Linked DNA regions of Homo sapiens: region 2 is linked to region 1. A link is a contact called in ENCODE Hi-C data. All regions are on one chromosome and are shown on one strand. Each heading gives the region's core, a stretch centred on a gene start or an enhancer-like site at or near the end of the contact. The rest is flanking DNA. Distances are from core to core; before and after follow the strand shown.

The links. A loop is a pair of places that touch in the nucleus more often than their neighbours do. Pooled maps may share reads with other maps.
Region 2: a loop to region 1 is called in a map of ascending aorta, with 5 times the contacts of the local background. The contact joins the promoter of CHTOP here to the promoter of ZNF687 in region 1. A Hi-C loop is called at or near these places in 1 of 168 maps with a recorded cell type or tissue (ascending aorta), 1 of 37 single-sample maps with no recorded cell type and 5 of 50 pooled maps.

Annotation. Positions count from the first base shown.
Region 1 is chr1:151,280,762-151,283,768 of GRCh38, forward strand. It overlaps ZNF687 (zinc finger protein 687), which reads left to right and starts at 1,538. Exons shown (of 9, transcript NM_020832.3): 1 at 1,538-1,634. It overlaps ZNF687-AS1 (ZNF687 antisense RNA 1), which reads right to left and starts at 1,168. Exons shown (of 2, transcript NR_135595.1): 1 at 782-1,168. RefSeq lists silencers at 418-758, 1,440-1,719, 2,000-2,159 and enhancers at 501-1,385, 880-1,079, 1,110-1,339, 1,386-2,271, 2,580-2,649.
Region 2 is chr1:153,632,541-153,635,547 of GRCh38, forward strand. It overlaps CHTOP (chromatin target of PRMT1), which reads left to right and starts at 1,526. Exons shown (of 6, transcript NM_015607.4): 1 at 1,526-1,803. It also overlaps a transcript of S100A13 not described here. RefSeq lists an enhancer at 1,500-1,609 and a silencer at 1,950-2,029.

The DNA.
Region 1 (3,007 bases), core at 288-2,787:
ACCTGTAATCCCAGCTGGTCGGAAGGCTGAGGCAGGAGAATTGCTTGAGCCTGGGAGACGGAGGTTGCCGTGAGCCGAGATCCCGCCACTGCACTCCAGTCTGGACGACAGAATGAGGCCCCGTTTCAAAAAATAAAAAATAAAAAACTTCGCCAAGGTAGGGAGTAGTGGCTCACGTCTGTAGGATTGCTTGAGACCAGCCTGGGCAACATGGCAAAACCCTGTCTCTTCAAAAAATAAAAAAGTTAGCAGGGCGATTTGGCGCTCACTTGTAGTCCCAGCTACTCAGGAGGCTGAGGCGGGAGGATCACTGGAGCCTGGGAGGTTGAGGCTGCAGTCAGCCGTGATCGCGCCACTGTGCTCCCGCCTGGGCAGCAGAGTGAGGCTCTGCCTCAAAAAAATTAATTAAAAAATAAAAACACGCCGTTAACGAGCGGCTGCGTGCGCGAGGTGGCACACTGGGCTTGCATACGAATTCTGCCAGTGAGTGCTATTAGAGCATCAAGGAGATTCATTTTCCGAGCGACTCCTCCCTTTCCCCCGCCTCCAGGGGGCGTGGCAACAAAGCGCGGGAAAACTCGACCTTGACCCCACCCCCACTCCATGCTGGGGGCGGGGAAAAGGGGAGCCCTTAAATGGGAAATGGAGCTGGCGGTTCCCCCCCCAGCCCATACTTAGGACGCCTATCAGTTGCTCCTTTAATGCCTCTTTGGAAATGGCCCGGCCACGCCAGCACTCCTACGTCACCTCCCCCGCTTCCGGTCCGCGAGCCCTTCCCAACCTTTAGGTCCCGATTCCTTCCATGCTCCAAATCCCGTGCCCCGTCCACGCCCTCCCGCAGAGGGAGGAGCGACGGGTTACGCTGTCGCCCAGGAGCTGAACCGCGCGAGGACCCCATCCATCAGATTATATGGCGATTTAGACGGTGGGAAGACCGCAAGGAAATGGTCAGCGGATGACGTAATGTTTGGGGTGGCGTCCCATTCTGTAACTTCTGTACGGCATCAGTGACACGGGTTTAGCTTGAAACAGCGCAAAAGGACCTACACTTCTGTGCTCCACTCCGACTCAATGCGGTTCTGCTCTCAGTGCCCACCACACAGAAGCTGGGTTCCTTACATTCGCGAAAGTGAACTGCAGCTTCAAGCTTCGAGCGGCCAGTAGGGAGCGAGGGGCGGAGACGCACCTGGGTGCTCCCCCTTCCAGTAGGCAAGCTGGGAAGCAGGCTGGCTTCTTTCTAAGCGACAGTGGCGGAGGCCAATCGTTTACGAGACTCGTAGATGGGGCAGACGGACCCCGGCGCAGCCAATGGGGAGAGGTATCTTCAGAGGGCCTCGGCCCCTTGCCCAATGAGCATAAGAGGACTGTGCGGGGCTAGTTCCGAGCGGCAGTATTTAGGGCCAACCCAGTGCGGGGCTGGAAGGGGCACAGGGCTGAGCGACGGGGGCAAGGGCCAATGGCGAGTGCGAAAACGGGCAGCCCAGACCTGGAGCGCGGAGGGAGGAGAGGGAGTGGGGAGGCCGAACCGGAGAGAAGCAGGAAGTAGCGGCGGCCGCGGGGAGGGCGGCGGTGGCTGCAGCGGCTGGAGCGGGGTAGAGACCGCCGGGTCTCGGCCCGCACCAGGAGCGGAACAAGTAAGCGTGCCTGGGGTAAATACCCGCCCTTGGCTCCGCCCCCTTGGGGGGGGCGGGTAAATACCCCCGCCCCTCCCCCACTTGGTCAACTACCCCCTTCTCCGCGCCGCCCCCTGGGGCGGCTTCTAGGAAGGCCCAGACACCGCCTCCATCCATTGGGGCGGATGGGCGAAACTCCTGGCCTGTTGTAAGCACAGTCCGTAGCCGGGTAAACCCCCAGGAGGGTCGAGAACCCCAGGTCCTGGCGCCCCCGGCTCGAGAGGCACCCGAAGTGCGGCCCGGAGATTGAAGGCTGCGGGATGTCGCGACCTAAAATGGTGTCCGTTCCCGGGGATGGGGGCGGGGGACCTGGGCCAGGCCGGAGCAGAACCTGCACCCCGACTGGGTGCGGGTCAGCGTCCGGGCCCGGGCAAGACTCAGGCTTGCGCCCCCGGCCCCCTGCGCACCCCCCGATCAGTCTCCAGTCTCTAGCGAGCCTCCGGGAGTGCGCGGCGGGAGGAGGCTCCGCTGCGCCCGGAGGGGAGGGGACGAGGTCCGAGTTGGGACGGACCCCAGCTAGAGAGCTGAGAGTCGCGCAGAGACCGTCCCCTCTCTCCTCCCCTCTTTCCAGCTCCCCACCCTATCCTGTGTAGTCCTGGGTCCCCAGGTGCTGCGCAGCAGCTCCCAAAGGGCCTGGCCTGGCTGAGGCCCGGCCTTCGCTTCGCACGCCGGTGCGAGTGAGAGAAGGGCCGCGCGCCTCAGTTTCCCTTGTAGTTTCTCATGTGTACACCCCGCCCCCTCCTCGAAACCCAGGACTTGCTCCCCGCGCCAGCCCTCGGCAGATGGCAGGGACTTAATTCCGTCTGCTACCCAGCTTGGCCTCAACCTAATCGCCGCCAGCCCCTCGCCCTCCTCTGCGCTGCAGGCCTTGGGCCCGGGCAAAGGTCAGTGGAGCCCCCACTCGACCTGGGCCTGTTCAGCCTCTTCCTGTTCAGCCTCTTTGGCTTTTGGGGAACCACAGAGGGAAAGGGGGCGGGGGAGATAGGAGCCCTAGAGACAGGGCTCAGCAGTCGCAGGAAGGCCTGATCCTCCTTGGCTTGAGCTTGGCGGCTTGCTTGGTCGACTGTCTGCTCTGGGTGGGTGGCCATCGGATGACCTCTAAGTCACTGGGGCACCCAAGAGGGAGGTGGCTGGCGGGGTGTGGGGGCGGGTGAGTTCGCAGGTGTTTTCTCCTAGTCCCCGCTGGTCTTCGTTGTAGCAGTCCACTTTTCTGAGTACCTGAGTGGAAGGTAGCTCAGGCCTCTGGTCAGGAGGGAACCAGGCTTAGGAGCCAGGCCTATAGAGACAAGGGTTTTTGTTTAAACCCAGATTCTGCAGAATTGAATAGGGTGGGG
Region 2 (3,007 bases), core at 276-2,775, 2.4 Mb after region 1:
GATTACAGGCATGAGCCACCGCGCTAGGCCGAAAGAATCTTCTTTCAATCAACGAACATTTACTTAAGTGGTACTATGTGTAAACACTGTAGGAACTGAGGCTCCAGCATTAAGCAAAATAACCACGATCCTTACCCTCACATGGGTAAGGATGCTGGGCCATTACTTACACACAGACACACACAAACACATACACACACGCACACGCCCAAGTGCCAGGAAGGAAAATGAAAGGGTCTTGACGTGCCAGTGGAGCAGAGGAAGGGTTGCAGATGTGTCATTCTCTCATTCCTCAAACATATGTACACTGTATTGTGCACATAGTCATTAGAAAAATCCCTTATTGAGGCCGGGCACAGTGGCTCACGACTGTAGTCCCAGCACTTTGGGAGACAGAGGCGGGCAGATCACTTGAGGTCAGGAGTTGGAGACCAGCCTGGTGAAACCCCATCTCTACTAAAAATACAAAAATTAGCGGGGCATGGTGGTACGCGCCTGTAATTCCAGCTACTCAGGAGGCTGAGGCAGGAGAATCGCTTGAACCTGGGAGGCGGAGGTTGCAGTGAGCCGAGATGGTACCACTGCACTCCAGTCTGGGTGACACAGCGAGACTCCATCTGCAAAAAGAAAAAAAAAAGAAAGAGAGAAAAATCCCTTATTGAGCAGGAAACATAGCTTATGCCCATAATCCTAGGAGTCGGGAGGCTGAGGTGAGAGGATCACCTGAGCCCAGTAGGTCAAGGCTGCAGTGATCCGTGATTCATTGCGCCACTGACTCCAGCCTGGACAACAGAGCCAGACCCCGTCTCAAAATAACAACAACAAATCAGAGAGAGAAAAGAGAAATCCCTATGTAGGTCTGCAACAAAATAAACACGGATGGCAGGTGTGGGGGGAGGACATGGAAACGCAATCGAGGACGCAAAGGTGCCCCACCCCAAGAAGGAGTAAACAGTATCTAGGCCAAGTTGGGGAGGGGAGGAAGTGAGGAGGAAAACATGGACGGGCGGTGGTGTTGGCCGGTGCAGGATGGGAGAGGAATTTGCTCCTAATACTGGCCTCCTGGGCCTTGGCTGGAGCATTTACGGCACTTCACAACTCTCAGACTGGGCGAGTGGCCATGAGGGGAAAACCAGTGCAAATTCCCCAGGCCCAATTGTCCGGAAGAAGACGAGGCAAGTCCGCGTAAAGATTTTTAGACGGTGTACCTTGGCTAGGGAACGGAGGGGCGAGGGAATTCGGGACCCAAATCCCCTCTAAGGCCCACATTAATAACTACCCCCAAGAGGTTGCAGCGCAACCACTACTGGAACGTGAAGTCCCCGGCACGCCCCAACAACAGGACCATTGGCCACGCCCCTAGGGGCGGGGCACTGCATGGAAAGCCCCGCCTTCGCCCTAAGGCTCCGCCTCTGACCTCTGCGCAGGCGTAGCTCAAATCTTTCCCGCCCTCTAGTCGTGCGCGGATCTGACGCCTGACGTAATTGCGTAGACGCCATTTTAGCCGGTCAGACAAGCACTGGACGTGGCGGCCATTTTGTTTTGGACACCGAGCAGGAGCTGGCGGCCGCTGCAGACGAAAGGCAGGAAAGGGCAGGCCGGGTGAGCAGACGGATCGGCCGACTAGACAGCCAACCAGCAACAACGAACTGAGCTCGCATACTACCGCTTACGCATCTAACCAACCGCCCATCTAGCTAACCCGAGCCCCTCCACCGTCAACTCAGGTTCGGCCGGTCCCCGGCCCGCCTGCCGGAGCCGTGGTGGCAGCCCCGGGAGGAGCACTGGCGTCTGTTTCCTTCGGTGAGTTTCGGTAGTGAGAAGGAGCCGGGGGAGGTGCGGTCTTGAGGAGCGGAAGGGGCCGGCGGACGCGGAAAGGGGGTGGTGGCATGTGGACATAGCTACGGTGTTGGAGCGTGGAGGCCCCGGGGAGGAGGCGGAGCCCCTGCGAAGGGGCGGGGGAGGGGCTGAACTGGAACCTGGTGGCGGGATTGATGGAGGTTGGGGTTTGATAGGATAAAAAGGAAACTTGGCGGGTAGAGCAGAAGTGGAAGTCTTGACAGGGCTTTGAGGATGGTAGGGAGATTAAGAAGTACAAGACTTTGAGGAATGTTGGAAATTAATGGCGGCTTTAGGGTTAAGTTTTGTGGAGGGCTCTTTGCGAGCTAATTCCCAGGTGAATTTAGAAAACCTTTCCTACTCCCCCAGATCGTCAGTTTCTTGTTAAAGTCCCTACTTGATTCTGGAGTTGAAAGCCACTTTTGAAACTAGGCATGCATATATATATGTATATATATACATACATATATATATATATTTTTTTTTGGGGGGGGACGGAGTTTCGCTCTTGTTGCCCAGGCTGGAGTGCAATGGCACGATCTCAGCTCACTACAACTTCCGCCTCCCGGGTTCAAGCGATTCTCCTGCCTCAGCCTCCGGAGTAGCTGGGATTACAGCCATGCGCCACCACGCCCGGCTAATTTTGTATTTTTAGTAGAGACATTTCTCCATGATGGTCAAGCTGGTCTCGAACTCCCAACCTCAGGTGATCCGCCCGCCTCGGCCTCCCAAAGTGCTGGGAAAACAGGCGTGAGCCACCGCGCCCGGCCCTGCCTGTATTTTCACTGTAGATCAGTGGTTCTCAACTTTAGCTGCACATTAGAAGCACCTAGGTAGCTTTCCCCCGACCCCACAATTGGTTCATTTCCAAACCTCATTACCAGAGATTGTGGTTTAATTGATCTAGGCCCAGATGTCTGTATTTTCTATTTTTTTAATTAATTTATATTTTTATAGAAACGGGGTCTTACCATGTTGCCCAGGCTGGTCTCGAGCTCCAGGGCTCAAGCATTCCTCCCGCCTTGGCCTCCCAAAGTGCTGAGATTACAGGCGTGAAGCACCGCGCCCGCCCTGTCCGGCCCTATGTTTTAAAAGCTCCTTGGATAAGTCATATGTAGTCAAGGTTGAAAATGACTGCTCTAGAGTAAAAGCCAAACTCGGCCCGGTG